2 separate regions of the Homo sapiens genome follow, and region 1 is linked to region 2. The links are chromatin loops, found by intact Hi-C in ENCODE. Cell type or tissue: MCF 10A. All regions are shown on one strand. Each heading gives the region's core, and the rest is flanking DNA. Links, peaks and the distances in the headings are about the cores only.

What was found. Peaks named below come from ENCODE experiments on the same cell type or tissue, not always from the same donor. Only the 100,000 strongest peaks of a DNase experiment are listed, where the experiment ranks them.
Region 1: it touches region 2 in a loop (5-fold over the local background); 6 of 110 quality-filtered maps call a loop at or near these places.

Annotation. Positions count from the first base shown.
Region 1 is chr17:57,103,766-57,114,388 of GRCh38, reverse strand. AKAP1 (A-kinase anchoring protein 1) reads right to left here. Exons shown (of 11, transcript NM_003488.4): 2 at 7,211-8,948; 3 at 4,231-4,364; 4 at 2,465-2,591; 5 at 1,771-1,898. The coding sequence starts at 8,924. Among named protein-coding and RNA genes, the nearest start is that of AKAP1, 24 kb to the right of the region's middle. RefSeq lists a silencer at 27-321 and an enhancer at 4,919-5,520. In MCF 10A, for the core only: a CTCF peak has its summit at 4,234; a DNase peak (open chromatin) is centred at 6,788.
Region 2 is chr17:57,991,821-58,002,443 of GRCh38, reverse strand. SRSF1 (serine and arginine rich splicing factor 1) reads left to right here. Exons shown (of 4, transcript NM_006924.5): 4 at 1-1,525. Among named protein-coding and RNA genes, the nearest start is that of VEZF1, 8.9 kb to the right of the region's middle. RefSeq lists an enhancer at 6,720-6,769. In MCF 10A, for the core only: CTCF peaks have their summits at 2,760 (motif pointing right) and 6,833; DNase peaks (open chromatin) are centred at 2,763 and 6,833.

The sequences.
Region 1 (10,623 bases), core at 764-8,763, 890 kb after region 2:
CCAAGGGCAAGTCTCTGGGCTAGCATATCTTTGAAAAGGGCAACTCAAGACAACATGGCACCCAGAAGGTAGAGGTTGAAGGACTACTTTAACAACAGAAAGTGTTCGACACCCCTGTGGCTGTTGTCCTGCAATACCACGAGCAGCCATTAGGGGCAGTCTCACCTCAGGGCCAGGCAGGGAGGGTCCCACAGACACTGGGCAACCAAGAAGCAACTGCGGAGGTAGTGCTGGGCCTTGCACAGGCCTGGGCAGGGTCCACCTACCAGCAGTGCCCTCCCTCCCACTTCTGTTGATGAATCTATAAGACCCAGGGAGGGCAACACAGGAATGAGGTGGCCGCTGAGAACAAGACTCCTGAAAATAAGCAGTAGGCAGGCCCCAGGCCCTTTAGCCAACTCCTGTGGACTGGCAGACAACCCCAGGAGCCTATGGTCTGACAGCATCTACGCTGCCCTCCCAAGAGCAAGCAGTGGCCTCAGGTCAGGTCCATGGTCAAGGTCTAGCAGAGTCTGCTTCCTATTTGCTCTCCCTCCTACTGCTTACCCTCCTGAGGTCAGGAGTTCAAGACCAGCCTGGCAAACATGGTGAAATCCCATCTCTACTAAAAACATACAAATTAGCTGGGCATGGTGGAGCACACCTGTAATCCCAGCTACTCAGGAGGCTGGGGCAGGATAATCGTTTGAACCTGGTGGGCAGAGGTTGCAGTGAGCCAAGATCATGCCACTACACTCCAGACTGGGCAACAGAGTGAGACTCTGTCTCAAAAAAAAAAAAAAAAAAAAAAAAAAGAGAGTGAGTCTACGACCGAGCCTCCTGGGAAAAAACTCTTGATTCAGGAGTAAAGCATAAAGTGGTATTCAGCCTACTCTCACATATCCACAGGAAAAAGATATCCCAATCCTTTCCCTCCAGCCCAAGGGCCTTTGCAAAGGGGAAGACACAAAACTGAAATGCCTACCATCCATAAAAAAACAAAAAAACAAAAAAAAAACACGAAGGAGGACAATTTCCTTGGAGCTATAGTCAGCCCATCTGTCCATCTGTGTAAAACGTAGTCAACAGTCGTTGGCCCACAGAATTCTGCAATTCTACTCCCAGTGAGATAAGACCCAACCAGGGCCAGAGGCACACGGCAGGATATGGGCCACGGCCCTGAGAGACCCTGCAGTCAGCAGCACACAGGGGCCCTGGAGATAGCAGCTCTTCCCTCTGCCAAACTCCTGGGGCAACCTCCCAAGAGTCACTGGACTTCCGGGCCTGGTGGGGAGTATTCATTCTTCTTTGTAATTTAGGCACCTCCTGGGGAGGGGAAGGGGAAGGAGATCCTTCACCAGGGCCACTGTTAAGGCCTGACTCAACCAGAAGAAAGAACAAGCGCCATCCAAACCCATGATTCTAGTCCCACCCAGGTCTCAGGTGGTGAACGGCGACCCTGGACACACCCAATCTCCTGTCCGAACTACACCATCCTTTCTAAGCAAACGCCTAGAAAACTTAAAAGGTGCCCAGGGGGAGAGCCAGGAAAAGTAGTCCTCCCATGTGGGGACCAAGAGGCCTCTGGTTTCCTGCCAGCGCTATCACCACCTAAGCCCTGTCCCCAGAACACAGTCCCATAGCAGAACCGACCAGCAGAGGCCAGAGAAGAGAGGGCGCAGGCACTCATGTGCACTTGGCCTTCTTAGCCTGAGGTCTGGGGAGTTTCTTGTTTGGGGTAGGTTTGGGGGAAAGTGGCAAGAAGTCCGGATCACCCAGTAGCACGCTCACCCAGGATGTCATCGGCAGAGAAGGCAGTGCCAGTGAAGGCAATGGGGGAGCGTAGATATTGGTGAGGTTCAGCTCTTTGAACTTCTTCCCAATCAAGTTCAGCGCTTTGTCTACATGATGTTGAGAGCCTAAATAGCGGATGGGGGCAGGACATACAATCACTGTAAGAGGAAACTCACACCCACACTCACAAAAACACAGCCACAGACCCCACTCCACTGGACTTTGCATAGAGTTCAAGTGCATCTTTGAGGTAACAAAACACTTAAGCTCTGCTTTAGGAAGAAAGGCATCTAAGCCTTTCAAATGATACCTCTGCCATTATGATCCATGCTTTCAATGCAACAGAAGAGGCAGGCAGCTGTGAAAATGCCAAGGGGGAATTGCACACAGGGCACTTCTGCTTTGAGAGAAGCCTTTATGGGGTGGTGGGCACTATGAACCCAGGACCCAGGCCCCGCCCAACCAAGCACCCACACTTCTCCTGGCCAAAGATCAGAGTAGGGAGGGACCTGAGTCTCCCGCAGGCACCTGAAATGGGGAAAAGGCTGCAGGGAAGATACCTAATGCTCCCTTCCCTGGGATGAGAAGCAGGGTTTCCTATTCCAAAAAGATAGCAATTGAAACTCAGATGCTATTCACTTCTATTTAATATTTCAGGTAAGAGGCAATACAAGCAGCAGATGTTACTGACCTTCTATGTGGCAGATCTGGACGCTCTGGGTGTAAGGCAGGGTTGAAATGTAGATCTTGGCACCAGATGTTTGCTTCAGAAAACTCACATAGCGCCCCTGCTTGCCAATTAGCCGACCGACTAAGTGCTTCCAGAAAGACAAAAAGAGATGAGAGGGTTAAAGGGAAACCAATTCCCTGGACACCCAAAGACCTACTTCTGTTTTACACAAGATCATGCTCAAACATATTAGCTGTTACCATGTCAGCATTTATTTTCCAGGACTATTCTAAGCACTTACATTTACTCATAGTACCTGTGAAACACAGATAACTTTATCACCATTCTGTATATGGGGAAACAAGCCCAGAGAGGCTAAGTAACTACCTTAAGGTCACACAGCTGCTAACCAGGAAGTCGAACCAGGCAGTCTGGCTCCAGGACCAAGCAGTTCCCATTTCATCCCAACAATGTGGCCCAGACCCGGAAAGCTGCAAAGGCAGCAGCATCTTCTCCTCTAAAAGCCATGCTGAGAAGTTTCACCAGCACACAGTTTCTCGATTTCTCGTGCCCCTCTCCCTCAAGTCTACTCAGATCCAAAGATAAAGGGGCTCGATTTGAAAATGAAGGTCTAAGAACCCTGGGCTCCCGCTGCCAAGTGACAGCAGGCTGAAGCCTGCAGAGCAGGAGGCATGCAGAAGTGCCCAGTGCGCCAGAGTTCAAGGCAGATAGAAGCAGCCAAACTTAGCCCTTACGTAAGATGGGCTCCCACACAACCGCCAACGACCCCCTCCCGGAGGAGCTACTGGGGACATGGTCCATCCTCAGGCACAGCCTTTCTCTTCATGCCCTTTGTAACCACTGAAGGAAAAGCAGGCAGGACGGATAACAGGGCCCCCCAGGGAGGAAACCACCAAGAGACCTCGCAACCCAGGGTCAAAACAGCCACTCTGACCCAGAGTTCAGACCAAGCCAAGTCTCCACCTGAGCACAGAGCCCAGGGCCCTGGGAGAATGCGGTCTGACAAATTATTTCTGAGCCCCAGAGATAAACATCAAGATCAAGCTAATATGTTGTAAGTTCTAATAGCAAGAAGCTCGAAACCACTTAAGCACTCAGGAATGGGGGACTGATGAAGTAAACTGACATCCACACAGTGAATAATGCAGTTACAGTTACATTTTCAAAGAATAACACACGAAAATTAAATTGTTAAATATTTAAAGTATTAATTAAAGCGACATAATCTCAGTTTTGTTTAAAAACCACAGGGTGCAAGATGAGAAGGAAATAAAAGTCTTTCACAGTCACTCTCAAGGGTAGGATTAGAGCTGATTTTTATTTTCTGCATGTATTTCTATACTTTTCAAGTTCTCTAAAATATGGATTTATGCTTTGCTCAATTATAAAATACACTTGGAGCACTTGAGCAGAGCTCAGTGAAGGGATTCTGGCTGGCCCCCACGGCCTTGGTGTTTTTTTTCCAAATAGATCTGAGCCCCAGAATATGCAAGAACCACCCCCAAGGGAGACACACAGGCCTGCGAGTTTGAGAAGTACAAGAATAAGATGCTCCTGGAGGCAGCTGGAGGAATTCCATGTTGCAGGAAGCTCTCTGAGCCTTGGCAAAGTGTAGCGTGTCCTTTCCCTGCGGCCTTTGGCTGACCCAGGGCTCCTTCTGGTTTACTGTCCCTCTCCCAGCCCCCTCCCTCCCTGAGGTCTAATGGCCCTGGCCCCAGGGAGCTTTGGGCTTACCACAGAACCAGCCTGGGGGACTCCGCCCCTACCTTTGGCACCTCGATCTCCCAGATGATGAGGTCGACCTTCTTAGGGTTGGAGCCTGCCTGGGCATTTTGGAAGCTCTCAGTCTTCTTGAGACTGCAACAGCTATCCACGGAATCCATGCTGTTCCTGTCAGAACCTGCAGGGGAAGAAGCAGCAGGCACGCACACACACAGACCCCACTCAGAGCAGCCAGTAACCAAGAACTTCCCAAACTCACATTCCCAGGAGGCCCTGCCCCACACCCGCTCCTCAAGCTTGGCAGGTGACTGTCAACTTACAGTCTAGAAGGCTCAGAACAACCCCAATGAAAGGAGAACTGGGGGTGTCGATACACCTAATTTTAGCCTGTCACTTACAGTCCCACTTGCTTAATTGGCAGCCGCACCCAGCCACAGCTGCTGGAGCAGAGACACAAGTGGTGAACTTGGAAGAGACAGACTGCGCCCAGGGAAGGGGAGCCCAGAGGGCGGGGGAGGAGACACGCTTGAGGTCCACATGGTCCTGAGAGCCAGACCGATGGACCACAAACACCTTGACACCCTTCCAACTATCCTACCCCCTCAGACCAAGGGTCAGTCTCCTGTCCCCAGGGCCCAGTCCCAGGGTCATAGGTACTGGCCTTCAGCCCAGCAGAGCTAGACAAAGTCCTCACTGGCCTGCCTGAGGGCCCCATTCTTATACCTAGCGGGGACCCGCTCGTTCCTCTGCCATATGTGGACTAAAAAAGGAGAGTCTCCTTTCCCTTTGCTTAGGCCTGATTCATGCAACTCTGAACACTCTTCTGGCTCAAATACTCCCTTGGTCAAAAGACTGAGCCAAAGCTCATGCCCAAGAAAACCCAATGGGAACAGACTCTGCTCCCGACCTGGGCTGTTCCACTCTCACTCAAGAGCGTGCCAAAGGGACCGTCACAAAAAAGCGGGTCCAGATCAGCTCAAGAGAAGTGGCCCTGGCTTAAATATGGATGACTCAATCACCAGAAATAGATCACTCCTGAGAGTCTACCAATTAGGTTACCTTCCACATGGTTTCTCCAAACCCTGAGTATAATCCTTTGCCAAGTAACCCATACACTGGATGCAGAGAACTAAGGCCCAAGAGATCCTGCTCCCAGCTAAGGAAGAATCACCTTCAAAATGACTTCCCCCCTTAACACTAGGCGCTTCGAACAGGATTCATGCAGGGAAAAGTACCCCTTCTGGGGGAAGACTGCTTGGCTAGCCTGCGGGAAGCATAACAGGCTGACAGGGGCTGGGCGAGGGGGCGGGGAGCTCTGCTCACTCACAGTATCCAGCCTCTGCCCCACAGAATGGGACTGGCTAACACCTGCCATCCCGATGGCTCCCAGCAGTGGCTCAGAACCACACCCGGACTCTAGCAGGCTGCACTCAAAGGCCAGCTTCCAGCTCCCTCAGTGGGGTGGTCCCTGGTCCCCTTCTCAGCTTCAACTTCCTCACAAACAAAGCAGGGCTGACATGAAGGTACATGCGAGGCACTAACCTCGTGCTTGGCACCCACCGCATGCTCGTGGACAGTATTACCTCATTTCCACGTGCCATCCCTAAACCTCCCTGCCCATCACCACGGCTTAGGTTCAAGCCTAAACTCAGAAGACTTCAACAGGTCTGAGTAGCTACTACTATCCATCTAGAGTTGGCAGACAAGGCTGCGGGGCTTGTTAATTCAGCTGAGGGGCAGTAAGCAAAGGGAAACTCCTTTATTCTTAAAAAATAAATAAAATAAAAATCACCCATTTTCAGATGCAGTATTTTAAGAAACATTTAAACATCCCGAGATTAGGATGCATCATATAGTATCTTGCCTTCTATAATCATGACTGGCAGCACTTTTTTCTTTCCAAGGTACATAAAAACAGTAGTGTCTTAACAGCATCTTGGAGGTGACAAAATGTAGCGTGTGGTACAAACTAGATGCTGCTGAAAGTGGTAAAATTCCCAATAAAGATTCCCAACCTACCCGGAGCTGAAATGGGAGGGAATGGCTCCAGGACAAACAAGTCAGAGAGCCACTCGGGATATTCGTGGCCTCTCTCCATGAGATAAATGAAAACACCCCAGGGTGCCTGCAGAAGCAGGGTCAGGAGCTGCTGACCTGTAAGTTAGCGGTCTGAACTGTCTACGCTGGGGTCAGCACTCGAAAAACCCAGGACACCTCGTTATCAAAGTGCCCCGCTTTCCCGGGGGTGGAGCTGCAACTGCACAGAAAGAAAATGGCTGAGGCTTTCTGCAAAGGTGACAGCGACAACTCAGGAAGCTCAAGCCTCCCACAAGTATTCAAAGCTGTGGCCGTTCTTTGGGCACTTACCCTGTAAGAGCTTCTGGAGAAGGAAAGCAGGTGAAGACATGGGAACAAGCACATGATTAAAAGGAAATAAAAACCATTCAAAACACTCACACCCATACCTGGCACTCAAGGGAAGTAAAGCTAAGGAGGCCTCTCCATTAAAACACACACACACACGCACACACAAAGAGGTTAGTGTTTAAAAAAGAAAAAAAAATGGGCTGGGCATAGTGACTCACACCTATAAACCCAGCACTCTGGGAGGCCGAGGGCGGAAGGATCACTTGAGCCCAGGAGTGCGAGACCAGCCTGGGCAACAAAGGAAGACTCCATCTGCACCAAAATAATAATAATTTTTTTAAACAAAGAAAAAGAGGCACACTAATGTTAATCAGCGAGCCCAACTTGGCGCTAGTTCCTTGGGAAGGGCTCACTGGGGAAGGTCACCGGTTGAGGAACCAAGTTACAGCTCCCATGACTTGGGGTTTCAGGGCAATCTAACTCCTCAGTTACCCACCAGCTCTACGCCGTGTCCAGACCTCTGCAGGTTGCGATAAAGAGCTGAAGAGCACTATGACTTTGCTGCACAAGTAGCAGAAGGGAGAGGCAGACTGGCAGCCTTTCTCCAAGAAATACTGGGAGCGCCCCATCCTCTAAACGAACCCGAGACCCTCCTACCTCCTGAATGATCTGCTTCCGCATCCATGGTCCATCCATCCTCAGCCCCCAAGTCTGACAACTCCCCCTTCAGCACCCCATTGCTGAAGGGCACAGTACTTTCTGGCAGTGGCGGGGTGATGGCCTTGTCCCTGGGGCTCGAGCTGGTCTCTGTGCAAGAGTCTTCAAGCCCTGAAGTGCTGAAAGAATCTGAGCAGTGTCCTGGAGAAGCCACCAAAGGGACACTTTGGCTGCTGTCTGACATGCAGGTGACACAGGTGGCATCTTCCACCAGGATGCCTGCCCGGTCCGGCAACTCTTCACTGGGGGTGGTCAGTGCCAGGCAGGAGGCCAGGGAGATGTGGTGTGCAGAGATATTTGGCTTACTGTCCTTGGTGGGGCTGGACAGAAGGCTCTTCAGGCAGCTCACGTAGGTCTTTGGTGGTGGTGAGCCCTCTGCTGGTAGGCCTGGCAAGGGGAGGCCAGCATCCGGCGGGGCAACAGCTGCCTCTGCTGTGGCAGGCTCCGCAGTGTCTGGGCCCAAGACAGTTTTCTGGTGAACTGGGACACAGCTCTCTTCCTTCTGCCCTTGGAGCTGACTGGCCTGACACACACGACCTGCAACCTTGCCAACCGTGGTGGCCAGCACCTGTTCGGTTGCTTCTGAGATCACTTGGGAGATTATCTGGAAGGCAGCCCGCTTAATCTCCTCATTTCTATCCAAGCCCTCCTCATTTCTATCCAAGCTCTCCTCATTTCTATCCAAGCCCTCCTCATTTCTATCCAAGCCCTCCTCATTTCTATCCAAGCTCTCCTCATTGCCCAGTTCTCCCTCGACACCTCTATCCTGGGCTTTGGCGTCTGCGACTGGGGGTGCTGGCGCCGCATCGTCCTTTGCCAGCTCTGTGTGAGCCGACTCGATGAACCTACTTGGCAACTTCTCTGCTACATACTCTTCCTCCTGCACTGGCCCCACCACCTGGGATGAGCTGCTCTTCCCCTTATCTTCTTCCCCCTCTAAAGAGGCCAGGCTGGGGCCCTTGCTGTTCTCCAATTCCAAGACATGCTCCCGAGACAACAGAGCTTCTTCAAGCACCTTTTCCCCCAACACGGCATCACCAGTCCCTTCGGCCCCACCTGTCTCTCTTGCCCTCTCCCCAGAGCTACGCTTCTCTGCGGGGACTACGGGGTAGCCTGGCTGGACCTTCCTTGGCACCCTGCTGAAGGGGGAATCTTGCTTACACACCTCAGCTGATTTGCTGGAGAATAGTACACCCTTTGGGGATGAAAGGGGGCACTCTAGAGGAATCGATTTGGCTTCACCACCTGTCAGGGCTAGCTCCAGCTTTGTACTGTCATCTCTGCGTGTTCCTGGTCGCAATCTCATGTCTGTGGTGTTAGGAAGAATGCCCGAGGACTCTGATCTTCGGCAAGGTGGGTGTGTCTGGAGCAATGCTGGGGGCTCTGCAGGCAGCTTGCTCACGGTGGACAGTTCCTTTTCTGGAGGCTCTGTGACACTGGGGGGTGTGGACACTACTTTGGGACAGACGTCTTCCACGGGGAGAGGTTCCTTGATGGCAGGGTCAGCCCTCAGCTGCACAGCACCAGCCTCCACCTGCTGCTCATCATGGCTGCTGACATGGCCTTTTTTACGAGAGAAAAACCACCACCAGCCGAGGAGCGCCAGCATCCCAGGCAATGCCAAGGGGAAGAGCGAACGGAACTGGATTGCCATCCTGGAGGCTTGAAGTAATTACACCTGGGGAGAGCAGGAGAGCGGGGAGGAGGGATGTTACAGAGCCAGGTAGGAGGATACTGGCAACCGCACATGCAAGACAGTCAACAGGGTAGAGCTGGAGCCATCTCCTCCGCCTTCCCTGCCCTCCAAGAGGAGCACACCTCTCAGCTCGTACCAGTCCACCCTCTGTGTGATCCACTGGGGGTCAGTGGCCAGGAAGAGGCATCTTCCCCTCCATGCTCCCCAACTCACGCACCCTCTTGAAACAAACCGAGCATTCTATTCTTTAACCCAAATCCCTCCCTTCATCACTTCATGATGCCAAATTCTCTCTATGTTCCCCAAAAAGGGGCTAGCTCTGCTCAGTGTGGCTCAGTTCTCTAAACTCACAGAACATTTTTTTCTATCAAGTGGCATCAGAGCATTTCAAACCCCCATGGAATCCACATGTGCATGGTTCCCTCACATCTACCCATAAAATCATGAGTCAATGAAATGGAACTTTGTTACTCAGCAATTAGAGACAGTGAGAATGAAGGAGGAATAAAATTCCCAATGGCTAAGGAGATGCTCCAGGGTGAGGGACCAACACAGCAAACTGCAGCATGAAGGTCCAGGTCAGACTTGGAAGATTCAAATACAGGCGCTCCCTGATCTTCCAAGGCTCAACTGAGAATTTTTCAACTTTACAATGGTGGGAAACAATACCCATTCAGTGGAAACTATACTTCCAATTTTGGATTCTGATCTTTCCCTGGACTACCAATAGGTGATGCGCTACTCTCTCGCAATGCTAGCTCCCAGTCATCCACTCTATCACAAGGGTGAACAACGGGCACTCCAGAGTGGATCGTGTTGCTAGGTGATTTTGCCCCACTGTAGACGACTGTGAGTCTTCTCAGCTCATGTAAAGTAGCCTAGGCTAAACTATGGTGTTCAGTAGGTTAGGTGCATTAGATGTATTTATTTTCGATTTATGCTATTTTCAGCTTACAATGGGTCTACCAGGATGTAACTCCATTGTAAGCTGAGGAGCATCTGTACCATCGTGGGGTCAGTGAGGGTGTCCTAGGGCCCCACTGCGTAGTCTGGACTTTATCCTGCAGACAACAGAGAACCAGCATAGGTCTGCAAGGCACACACATCAAATTGTTTCTAGAAGGCAATTCTGGGAACAGGATGAAAAGTGAATCGAGGCTGGGCGCAGTGGCTCATGCCTGAAGCCTGAAATCCCAGCACTTTGGGAAGCAGAGCTCGGCAGATCACCTAAGGTCAGAAGTTTGAGACTAGCCTGGGCAACACGGTGAAACCCTGTCTCTACTAAAAATACAAAAATTAGCTGGGCATGGTGGCAGGCGCCTGTAATCCCAGCTACTCAGGAGGCTGAGGCAGGAGAATTGCTTGAATCCAGGGGGGTGGAGGTTGCAGTGAGCCGAGATCAAGACTCCATCTCAAAAAAGAAAAGTGAAGTATATCGAGCAGAAGGAACCTAGAAACCTAAGTCAGTTAGGTCTAAGCAAGGAGGAATAGTAAGGGCCTAGAAGAAGGCAACAGACATGTAAAGGGGATAGAAAACTCAATTTTTCCTCATCTGTAAGATGGGGACACATCTCTTAATGGATGGTTGGTATAAGGATTAGCTGAGATATAGAAAGTTCTTTGCAAAGCAGTTAACACTCACTAAAGGTATATGATG
Region 2 (10,623 bases), core at 1,861-9,860:
CCTTGGGTGCTAATCATAGTTGGAAGTTGAATTTAAGGTGATTATTTGGGTGACAATTAAAAACCTAAGGAAAACCAGAAATCTTGGTAGTGGAAGAAATGTGTAAGGTCACCCCAATCGGTAGATTTTAATGAACGTTGTGGAATGTTGGGAAGAGGGGATGTTAAGTTGAATGCAGAATTTCACTAAGTACTTAGTGTAAGTTTAAGGATGTAGCTCTTTTTATCTAAGAATTCAATGTAATGGCCAAAAGGCAGATTTACTGTTTAAAAATTTGAATAATTTTACATGACATTCTTGAAATTCTAAGAAGTTTTATGTGTAGAACATTTTAAAAATTCATCAGATTATTAAAGGGAAAATAAATGATTAATGATAATTTTGGAAGGTTAATGTGAGCTAGACTTAAGTAAACTTTGGTTCATTTGTGTTCATTGAATGTTTTGGAAATGACCAAAAAATGTAAATGGCCTTCACTCAAGTTTGAGTGTTTAAAGTTGAAAGATGTGCTCTACTAAAAGTTATAGTAATTCTAACCTCACATTGAAATGAGACAGTATTCCTTGTTATACAGGCTGAATTTGAAGATTAGAGAGGATCTAATGTTTACTTAGGTAAAGGGGCATAGGTTTTGTAGTTAAGATGACCAGACAGCTAAAAGCTGTGATGGGAAGTATGGACTGCTCCTATTTATAGTCTCAGAAAATGGACCTTTAGGTCTCTATCCGTATTGGCAATTATTAGAAGAAAGTTACACCCTTTTGAAACTACAAAAGCTGTCTTGGAATTTCCCCCTCTTCTCCCTATTTATGTCCCCTTAGAATATTTTAGGGAGCCTATAATTATTTTCTAACCAAGGAAAAACTTAAGTCTCTTTAAGAAGCAATTACTTTTCATAACATCAGATTGAATAACCCACCTTGCTGTTCAGCCCACATCCTACTGGAAACAAAAGGTAAGAAACCCATTTTCTGGTTCTTGATTGTTTGGGTCTGAATTTTGTTTTTAAAACTAAGCTAAGTTTAATGTTTTTTAAAATGCTGTTTGGAATATGAATAGATTCCCCGTAAAATGATTTTTCCTAAGTTTTATGCTTTAGTAAATATTCAGTGCTCACGTCTGTGCATCATAGTGCTTGCGTTTAATATGATTTATTGTAGAATCTCAACTTTTCTTGGTGTTTGTTGTCTTTGAAACATTGTCTTGGTCATTAGGGCTGGTGTTTTCACATTTCTGTGGTCAAGGTGGATTTCTTATGTGTGCCTTTTTGCTTACTTTGTATATGAATTTTGTAATTTAAATTGCAAGTAAGTTATATATATGTATTTACCATAAATAGTATTAAAAGATGAGAAACTGTTAGACTGAAGTTCTGTTGTAACATAACCATTATTTCCATCACAGTATGAAGACTGCAAACGCAGAAAACAGATTACAGTCTCTTATCCATTTTTTGAAATCCAAAAACTACGAAAACAAAAGATTTTCTGTTGTTGAGCTAATTAAATGTGAACCCTGACCAGAATTGCTGCCTTCATTTTGCACTTAGTGTGACTAAACTGTTTCCTGTTGAACTTCATTATTCATTGCACAGTTGCCACAGACTTTGCTGAGGGTTTTATGTAATACAGGGTATATATGTACCTCATAAAGTGCATACAGCTCTGAATCCCAGATATGTCTGTCTCCAAAGAGTTCATATAAGGGATTGTAGGAACTGTACTAGCATACACAGGCCTAATGCTTTTGTCTGTAACTGGGGTGTCTTGACTGAAAAACCTGTTATTGTGAATCCTTTGTTGATTGAATTTTAAGTTCCCCCATCTTTTTAGGCTGAAGCAGCCACAAGAAAAAAAGGTATGGCCCACATTTCTTTACATTCTGTTGTAATAGTGGACTCAACAATTATATCCCATTGAAGCAAATACTCAGGCATCCTAGAGTGTACAATACAACATTCTTTTGAGTTATTGTTTCTGTATCAGTACTTAAAGGAACATTGACCAATTAGATCCTATAGGAAAAGCTGGGATTGGCATGAAGTAAAGAGATTATCAGGAAACATCTGTTCATTATGTCTATCGTGATTGTCTATTGAATGAATAGTAATGCTGCCAAAAGTAACTTGCTTTAAACAAACCCCAAGAGATTATAGTATACTTAAACCAGTACTTATTCCTGTTATTGAGACCTTCACGGTGCTTCTTGGTAGCTTTGAAAGCTAATGCCTAACAACCCTGAGGGTTCTTGTGAGCTTGTAGTGATTAAAGGAAGGATTTTTTAATTATTATAAAAATCACTCCGTGCTTCATTAATGCACAGAATAAAAATTGAATAAATGACTCTGTCATATAGAAGTTAATTTAGGCAAATATAACATTTGTAATTTACAACATTTTAATAGGTGCTAGGCTGGGATTTCAGGGGGTGAAAAGTCATTCATGACTTTTCATAAGAAGTTTACTGTTTAGGTAAGCAAAACAACACTTAGTTCAGCTTGATACTCAAGCATCGGGTTAAAAAGCATCAGACTTCTGTTACCAGACAACTTATAAGTGCCAACTATTGGTAGAACTGTGGACATGAAGATAGTGGAAACAGCTTCTCTAGGATGCTATACTCATCTCCACCAAATGCACTTTGAACAAAAACAACTTGTAGAAATAGGTCTTAATTTTTTTTGTTTGTTTGTTTGGTTTTTTTACAACATGCTGTACTGCTCTCCATTGGTAAGTGCTAGGGAAAATCACTTAGCCACTAGAGGGAGCTATAACACAAAATTAAGCAGGAAATAATCCCCATTATAGATACATAGAACAAAGTAGAGACCAGCTAACTACCTTGATCCTCTGTATCAGCTCTAAAGTTAGATGGTTTGGGTAAGTTTTCTTGCAACTTTACCTTTGTCTTCCCATCTTTTGTGTAAAATTCTTCCCCTTTTCAGCTTTTGCATCCATTTAGGTTTTCAGAGTTTACCTTACAGGCACTCATTTTGTAACAAATCTAGGTTCTGGGACTAAGAAAATACTGAAGACATAAGTCTGCTTGTTTTTCTGCCTACCTTGTACATCAGGTATGGAATAATAAGGCCATGAATGTGAGAATTGGGAACAGGAGTTAGGTGTGCTGGGGAAAACTAGACATAACAATTTGGTTATGAACTAGAAGAAATGAATATGCTTTTAGAGACCTGCAGTTTGCTTTTATGGAGTGACAGTTTCAGGTGTGATGATCTTCTCAGTATTACTAAGAGGTTCTTAAAGTTTGTCTTAAAATCCTACTTATGTGTCAGCTTAGCTGTTTTCTATTTTCTAGGCCTCACTTAAGTAGCAGGTTGTCTTGTGATCAAAAAGTCAGTAGACACAGTAGTTAATGCCATATTAACAGCTGAAAATTACTGAAAATTTAACACTTTTAGTATCTGTCATTCCCATCACCGCTTTCTCCCCAGGTTTCTTTTATAAAAAATGGAAAGGACACAAACTTGTCTCCTGTTTACAGTATAAATTGTCATTGAGAATACTAAACCTTTTAGGCCCATATGATGGGATTTAGTCATCCAGAAGACAGGTGTGGGACAACTGGCCTTAAAATGTTAATTTTAGAAAATCAGTCTGTTTCAAAGAATAAAGCACTAAAAGTGGACAAAGTGGACTTCTTGTGGGGGGAAAAGTAATCAAGTTTACACAGTAGAGATTTCCCTGCCTGCTAAGGTAACACTAAGTAGCAAGGAAAGCTACAGAAGGTAGTTACTGTTAACTAGTAGTCTTGCTGCAAATTGGATTGACAGCTGAAAGGGCACTAACTAGATTGAAGCCTGTCTTTAATCCTGTAAATGTTAGCTCTGGTGTCCCTTTGATAATTTTTAAATAACTTTTGAAGATGCACTCTGAAGCCACAAATTAGGCAAATGAAAATTCAGAATTCTCCTTGTAGAAAGAAAAGTGCTAAACCTGGAGATTGTAAAGTGCTAAGAAAAACCATGGTAGAATTGTTCCCTCAGGTGCTGTGTATTAGAGGAGGAGTCTTTATATGTCATTTTGGGATAAGCTTTCAACAATTATTAAGGCTTAATACATAAGATTATAGGATCAGTCAAGCAAAAGGGAAGGTATAACCTTTAGATAGGACTGGGAAGTGCTGGGTGAATGTCTTCTACCCTTAACGGTGGTAGAAATTTGAACTATAAAATAACACCAAGAGTGACATTCACATTTTTTTTGTCTTTGTTTTTGACACAGGGTCTCACTCTGTCACCCAGGCTGGAGTGTAGTGGCACAATCTCGGCTCACTGCAACCTCCGCCTCCCGGGTTCAAGCGATTCTCCTGCCTCCCAAGTAGCTGGTATTACAGGTGCCCATCACCACACCTGGCTAATTTTTGTATTTTTCATAGAGACAGGGTTTCACTATGTTGGCTCAGCTGGTCTCTGAACTTCTGATCTCAAGTGATCCGCCCGCCTCGGCCTCCCAAAGTGCTGGGAATACAGGTGTGAGCCAGCGCACCTGGCTGACATCCACAACTTAAGGCTAGAAATGTAAAATGTTGGTTCGCAGTGTAACAAGCACATTCCAAAGAAAACTCAAATGGCTCCTTTGTACTCTAAAAATAGTAAATTTGCAGCAAGGTGATAGTCAAGTTCTGTGTCTTCAGGGTGCCACCGCATCTATGATTTAGATTAACCTAGAGATGTGTTTACTTGCCAAATAGAGTTCTTCAAGATGCTGTTTGGATTTGTCTTCCCATCTCCAGTTGCCATATCAGCATTTTTGTCTGTACCCAAATTCATATTACTGAAGTGTTAAAGCTGGTTTCAGTGACTCCAGATCCTTAAAACATGTCACTCCCTTAATATGAGTTAACAATGGGTTATATTCTACCTTTCCAATTTATCCTGTTCTCAATCACATCTTCCCCTACCCTGGTTGATTTGGTAAATACATGTATTTTTTAACTCTACAGACCCAGGAACTGAATATATTTATATTTCCCAATGAGCTAAATGCAGTGCTGACAGTTTTAATATTGATGGGCGAGATGGGAAGAATTTAGTATTCCCTAAAAGCAAAGCACTGTAGAAGTCTGTTTCACAAGCTATTCGTTAACTGGGTGGATTATTGGAGAAGGTATTTTAATACTAATAACTCCTCAGATGTGAAGCCAGAAAATTTGAATTAATCTAAATGCTAGCCTAAGTCCAAGTATAATTGGATAAGTAAATGTTGCTCCCAGAATTGGTCTTGCAAAGTAAGACCAATTGTAAGACCAAAGTAAGTGGTTTTGATGTAAGCTGTGCACACTTTCAGTACAGATCACCAAGAATTGATGACATTGTCTCCAAAAAGACTAAATAGTTGCCTCCTAGGTATCCTTTTTCAGTCATTCTCTTTTAAGCTTCTTACAGAGGAAGCTTTAAGTTGCCTCAGAATTTAGTGGTATTGCCTCAATGAGAATTCCTGCATATTTCTCTTTGGGATGGAATCATTTTGGTTGTTTTTTTGTTGTTGGTAACTATTCATAAAGAGATTAATACATAACGATGTATTGTGAAGAGACTAGATAGCATGTATATTATTCCTTGGGTTGGGAGTCTTAAGCATTAACTTTAGGACCCTGACCCTGGTCTTTAGGTTTATAGGATCAGCTAGCTTAAACAATTCTCTCAAAACCAAGAGACCCAGCATCCATACATTTTAACACCCCACATCATAAATCCCATAAGCAGCCCCATTCCTTTTGCCATTAAAAATCTCACCCCTTCATGATCACACCTAATGACTGAAGCATTCTTGAACTAATTGCGTTGTTTCTTATTTGCTTTTCTTCATGTTTTAAAAAGTGCTATATGTGCAGGTGGACATGTTGCCCTTAAGCTGTTCTCTAGTTTAATGTGTATGCTTTGTTTTCTTCAGCTACATAGTAAACTGAGAGCAAAGGCTGTTTTTTTTTTTTTTTTTTTTAAGACAGTGTCTTGCACTGTCACCTGGGCTGGAGTGCAGTGGCGCAGTCTCGGCTCACTGCAACCTCCACCTCCTGGGTTCAAGCGATTCTCCTGCCTCAGCCTCCCAAGTAGCAGGGATTACAGGCACCTGCCACCACACCTAGCTAATTTTTTGTATTTTTAGTAGAGACAGGGTTTCACTATGTTGGCCAGGCTGGTCTCAAACTCCTGACCTCGTGATCTGCCCGCTTCGGCCTCCCAAAGTGCTGGGATTACAGGCATAAGCCACCGCGCCCGGCTCCCCAAAGTCTTATGTTTTAAACTTTTTGACATTTCTTCTAAGATGTCCAGAATGCTAGTACCTGCACCTTAATAAATGTTTGTGAATAAATACATTATTGAAATCTTAGGCAGGTGTGCCACATAGCTTAAATCTGAGACACTGTGTTCTTTAGTCAGATCATGCATATTCTTAGAATAGTAACCTCAAAGGTTTATACCCTTGCTACCTTTTTTATATTTTTTGTAGAGACAGGGTCTTGCTCTGTTTCTCAGACTTTTTGAACTCCTGGGCTTAAGCAGGCCTCCCACCTTGGCTTCCTAAAGTGCTGGGATTACAGATATGAGCCACTGCGCCCAGTCCTGATACTGTGGCTCATTTTAATTCTCACGTAGTATTTAGTTTCATTTTGCAGTTTGAAGAAATAGGCCCAGAGATGTTAAAGGGGCAGGCCCAGAACTTGAATCCAGATCTTGTGGTGAGAAATTCTTGTTTTACTATCACGTTGCTTTTTAAAGCCAGCCTGCTTTTTCCAGTTGGGAGGCCTCGGGGAGAAAAGTCTGACCCAAGTGAGAAACACCTGTAATATCTACCAGATGCCAGCAGGGTGTCCCATGGTGCTGTCTTTGATCCATGTTCTTACCCTGTGTGCTGAGGGTTGTTCTAGAGTAGGACTACATCTAGTCACAGTGGCCATGTTCCAGAGCCTGGCAGCAAGAAAGAGGGATGCCTAGCTCCTTGGCTTTCCAGTGTGCAGTGCACAGCCAGCTCTCTCAGAGAAGCCCTGGCCCTCTTTTGACCCCTACTATTGAGGCTGGCCCCACAGGAGGACAGCTGGTCACACAGTGGCTGGGGCCTGGCTAGCCACTCAATAACTACACAGCAGCCCCACAAAAAAATCATAGAAAAGAACCTGTGAAAGGGTAAATGTTTAAAACATCTGCATTTGTGTTGATAGCTGAGTATACACTTAAATTTGTATTAGTAACAGATCCACAAAAATGAACCACTCTAGGAATTTTAAGTTTTAAAAGCCAATGTGTGGTAACTTCCAGTTTCCAATAAAAATGTTTGCATTACACTTAGCCTACACATACTATCTCTTAGGTATCAGTTTTTGTATTCAGCAACCCTAGTTGGTAATCTACAGTGTCAAAACTATCACTTATATGAAAACAAATGAGCAAATAGCCCTTTAAAAATTTCCTTTCCCAGTGCTCGTTACGCACTTTGTACAAATGTCTGTAACTGTTTTATAATTATTTCTTTGCAAGGCTTGGTTTCTTCAGTAGAGAAGATTCTTAGAAGTATCCCCAGTGACAGTACAGCTCCTGGCATTTAGTAGGTGCTCAGTAATTATTTTACTGAAATACTCATGCTTCCATAATAGTTCTGGGATAATTCTAAACACAAGCCATTTTTCTAAGGAGAGTCCACATTAGAGAGGTCTTTGTTTTGTATTCAAGATGATTAAAATTATGAACTGGGAAGTTAGTCCCTGGGGTGTCCTGGCTGGCCTTTGGAAATCTTCACTACATCTTTCTGGGTTGGAATTCTCACCACAGCCTGAACGTGGGGCTGTATCTGAGCTGTCTCTGAGTGCTGTCCATTTGATATATCGAGTACTGGGTGTTTACCAGGGCTCTTCAAGCCACTGGGAGAAACAGCTAAAGAGTAACCTACTGATTTGAGATGTGGATTTGTGCCCCATCCCTTTCTCCTTGTTTCCCACAGGAGTTTTATCTCAAACTCCTAAGCCATTTTTAAGGAGATCACTGGAACAAACTCCAAACCTACCCTCTAATAGTCAAGTTTACCTGAATTTTCTCAGTTCTCTCGGGAGAAGACTAATCACACATTGTAGTACCAACTTGGACTCTTCATGTGCTTTTCTTAACTGATTAGAGTTAACACCTCAGCTAAAGTGTATAGAACATACATGGGGCTTCATCAGGCTTCAGAATCAGTTTCACTAGATGTGCTATGTAGGAGGCCACGGAAAAATTACTGTAGTAGTAAAAGTTATCAGTTCTGATGTAAACAATCATTTTGTCCCATATTATAAATAAATTGGCCTGAAAATATCTTTTCATATGTGAGGAATAAGTATATGATGCCTTTCTCCTTTAAAGTATGAACTGCTAAAAGACAGGGATAACGTGTATTCTGTATTCCAGCAGCCACAGTGTGTTTCTGGTCTTTGTACCAGGTGCTCAGGAAGTGTTTTCACTGGCTTGGGTTGACTACTTGCCATCTGCTCTCTGAGCATTCATTTCTGAATGAAAGGGGAGAAAGTGAAAGGAGAGGTGGGAAGAAAGAGGAAGCTGCAGAAATACGAGGAAACAGCTGGAGGAGGGAGGTGAAGTTGAGGAGGTAAGGTCAGTAAAACAAAAAGCTAGCAGAGGGCAGGGTCAGGCCCTTGGGGTAGAGGGCTAATTAACTTCTGTCAGCTAGTTGAATAGAGCCTTGTGTGCTTTGTTAGAGACCAAAGGTACTTCAAAGGAAAAAAATCTAGATTCTTCCCTGTGTACCTTAATAATTGTTCATCAGGTCAAAATCTATCCTGTCCTCTAGGAATTCTGGTCTTCCCTCAGGCCTAGCAGAGAGCTTTCTGCCACTACTCAGGCAACCAAGGGTGAAGTGCTTCAAGTAGTATTTGTGGACAGCAGCAGGTAAGCTTGATGTGTTATTCACAGCTTAAAGAGTAGATGCTGAGTACAGCTGTTGTCCATGTGTAGAGCTTTTAATAACCAGCGCAGCAGGCCCCTTCACCTGCTTTTATGCCTGGACCAGATGACTGAATGTAGAACTTTAGGCACTTTTTTTTTTTTTTGAGACGGAGTCTCGGTTTGTTGCCCAGGCTGGAGTGCAGTGGCGCAATCTCGGCTCACTGCAAGCTCTGCCCCCCGGGTTCACGCCATTCTCTTGCCTCAGCCTCCCAAGTAGCTGGGACTACAGACTCCCACCACCATGCCCGGCTAATTTTTATATTTTTTAGTAGAGACAGGGTTTCACCGTGTTAGCCAGGATGGTCTCAATCTCCTGACCTGGTGATCCACCTGCCTTGGCCTCCCAAAGTGCTGGGATTACAGGTGTGAGCCACCAGATCGGCCCTTTAGGCACTTTCTACTTCTCAAGGTCAAGAAACATCCTTTAAAAAGTTAATTCCCTTTTCTGGAGCCTAAGCCAGATCTTATCTAGGCCTTGTGTTGCCATCTGTTAGCATTGATTTCTGGAATGGAGCAGCTTTCTCAAAGTTTGGTCTTGCTAGTCATGAGGTCATGTCAGTGTCTTAGGTCACTGCTGCTCACCTTCCTTACCCAGGGAGTATACTGCATAGGTTTCTGAACACCTGTTTTCATTATTCACTGTTCCTCTCACTGCCAAGAATGGAGGGACCCTCAGTTGAAGATCAAATTGACTCTGAAGAAAAACTGGAGATGTTTCTCTTGGAGTTTGGATAGAGTATTCACTTGATAACATGTTTTTCCCCTGCCTTGCTCTTCACAAGAACATCTGGCCAGGCATTAACAATTAGTAAATTTTTTTGCATATGAACAGTATTTTTCTGGTCATGTAGATGGGTGCACATGACACTAAACAGCATTGTTTAGTGTTATCCCTCTTAACTGGTGGGTTGTATTTGGGGTGGAGGCTGTAGCCGAGGAGAAGACATTCACCTCTGTACTCGAGAAACTTTGTGTAGGAATTTAGTTTATTTTTTTATTTTTTTTAATTTTTTATTTTTTACTACTTTTACTGTTAGCACAATGCTATAATTGAGCTAATCTTTGTAGTTTGGTGCAGGACCACCAAGTTTGTGTGACCCATTACCTACTTTTTCCATGCTCAGCCATTACCCTGTCCTGGGGCATCTGAGGGCAGTAAGGAACAGGTGTCCAAAGGAGGAATGTTGGTGCCTATGAGTATGTTTTCCAGTTGTATTGAATTTCTTACTTGGTGTATTTTTGACTTGTCTTAGTTTCTTTCCTTGTGGTCTATGCTATTTTACTTGCGATTTGTTGGATATTCTCCCTGTCATTAAAGAGTTGTAAAATGGAAGTTAGTTTCTCTATGCAAATGCTTTAATGGATGAAGCTGATAGGTTTAGCATTGATTTTTGCTGGTGTCCTTCAACAAGCATGAAGGTGATAAATGTGTTTCCATGGCTTTAGACTCATTTTTGAAGTCTTGGATTGTGTGAACATTCTTAGAAACAATAAAATGTTTTAATTAAAAGCCCTCGACTACCAGCTGAATTCAGTGTCTACTAGGAAAATGGGTAGATTTGTTACATTGTCCCTTTGCTCTCTATGACTTTGTTCCAGTTGTCAAGGAACTTAAATGGGTATTCAGGAAAAAGAATTCTTGTTTCCCTTTCCTCACCTTGCCAGTTAAATAA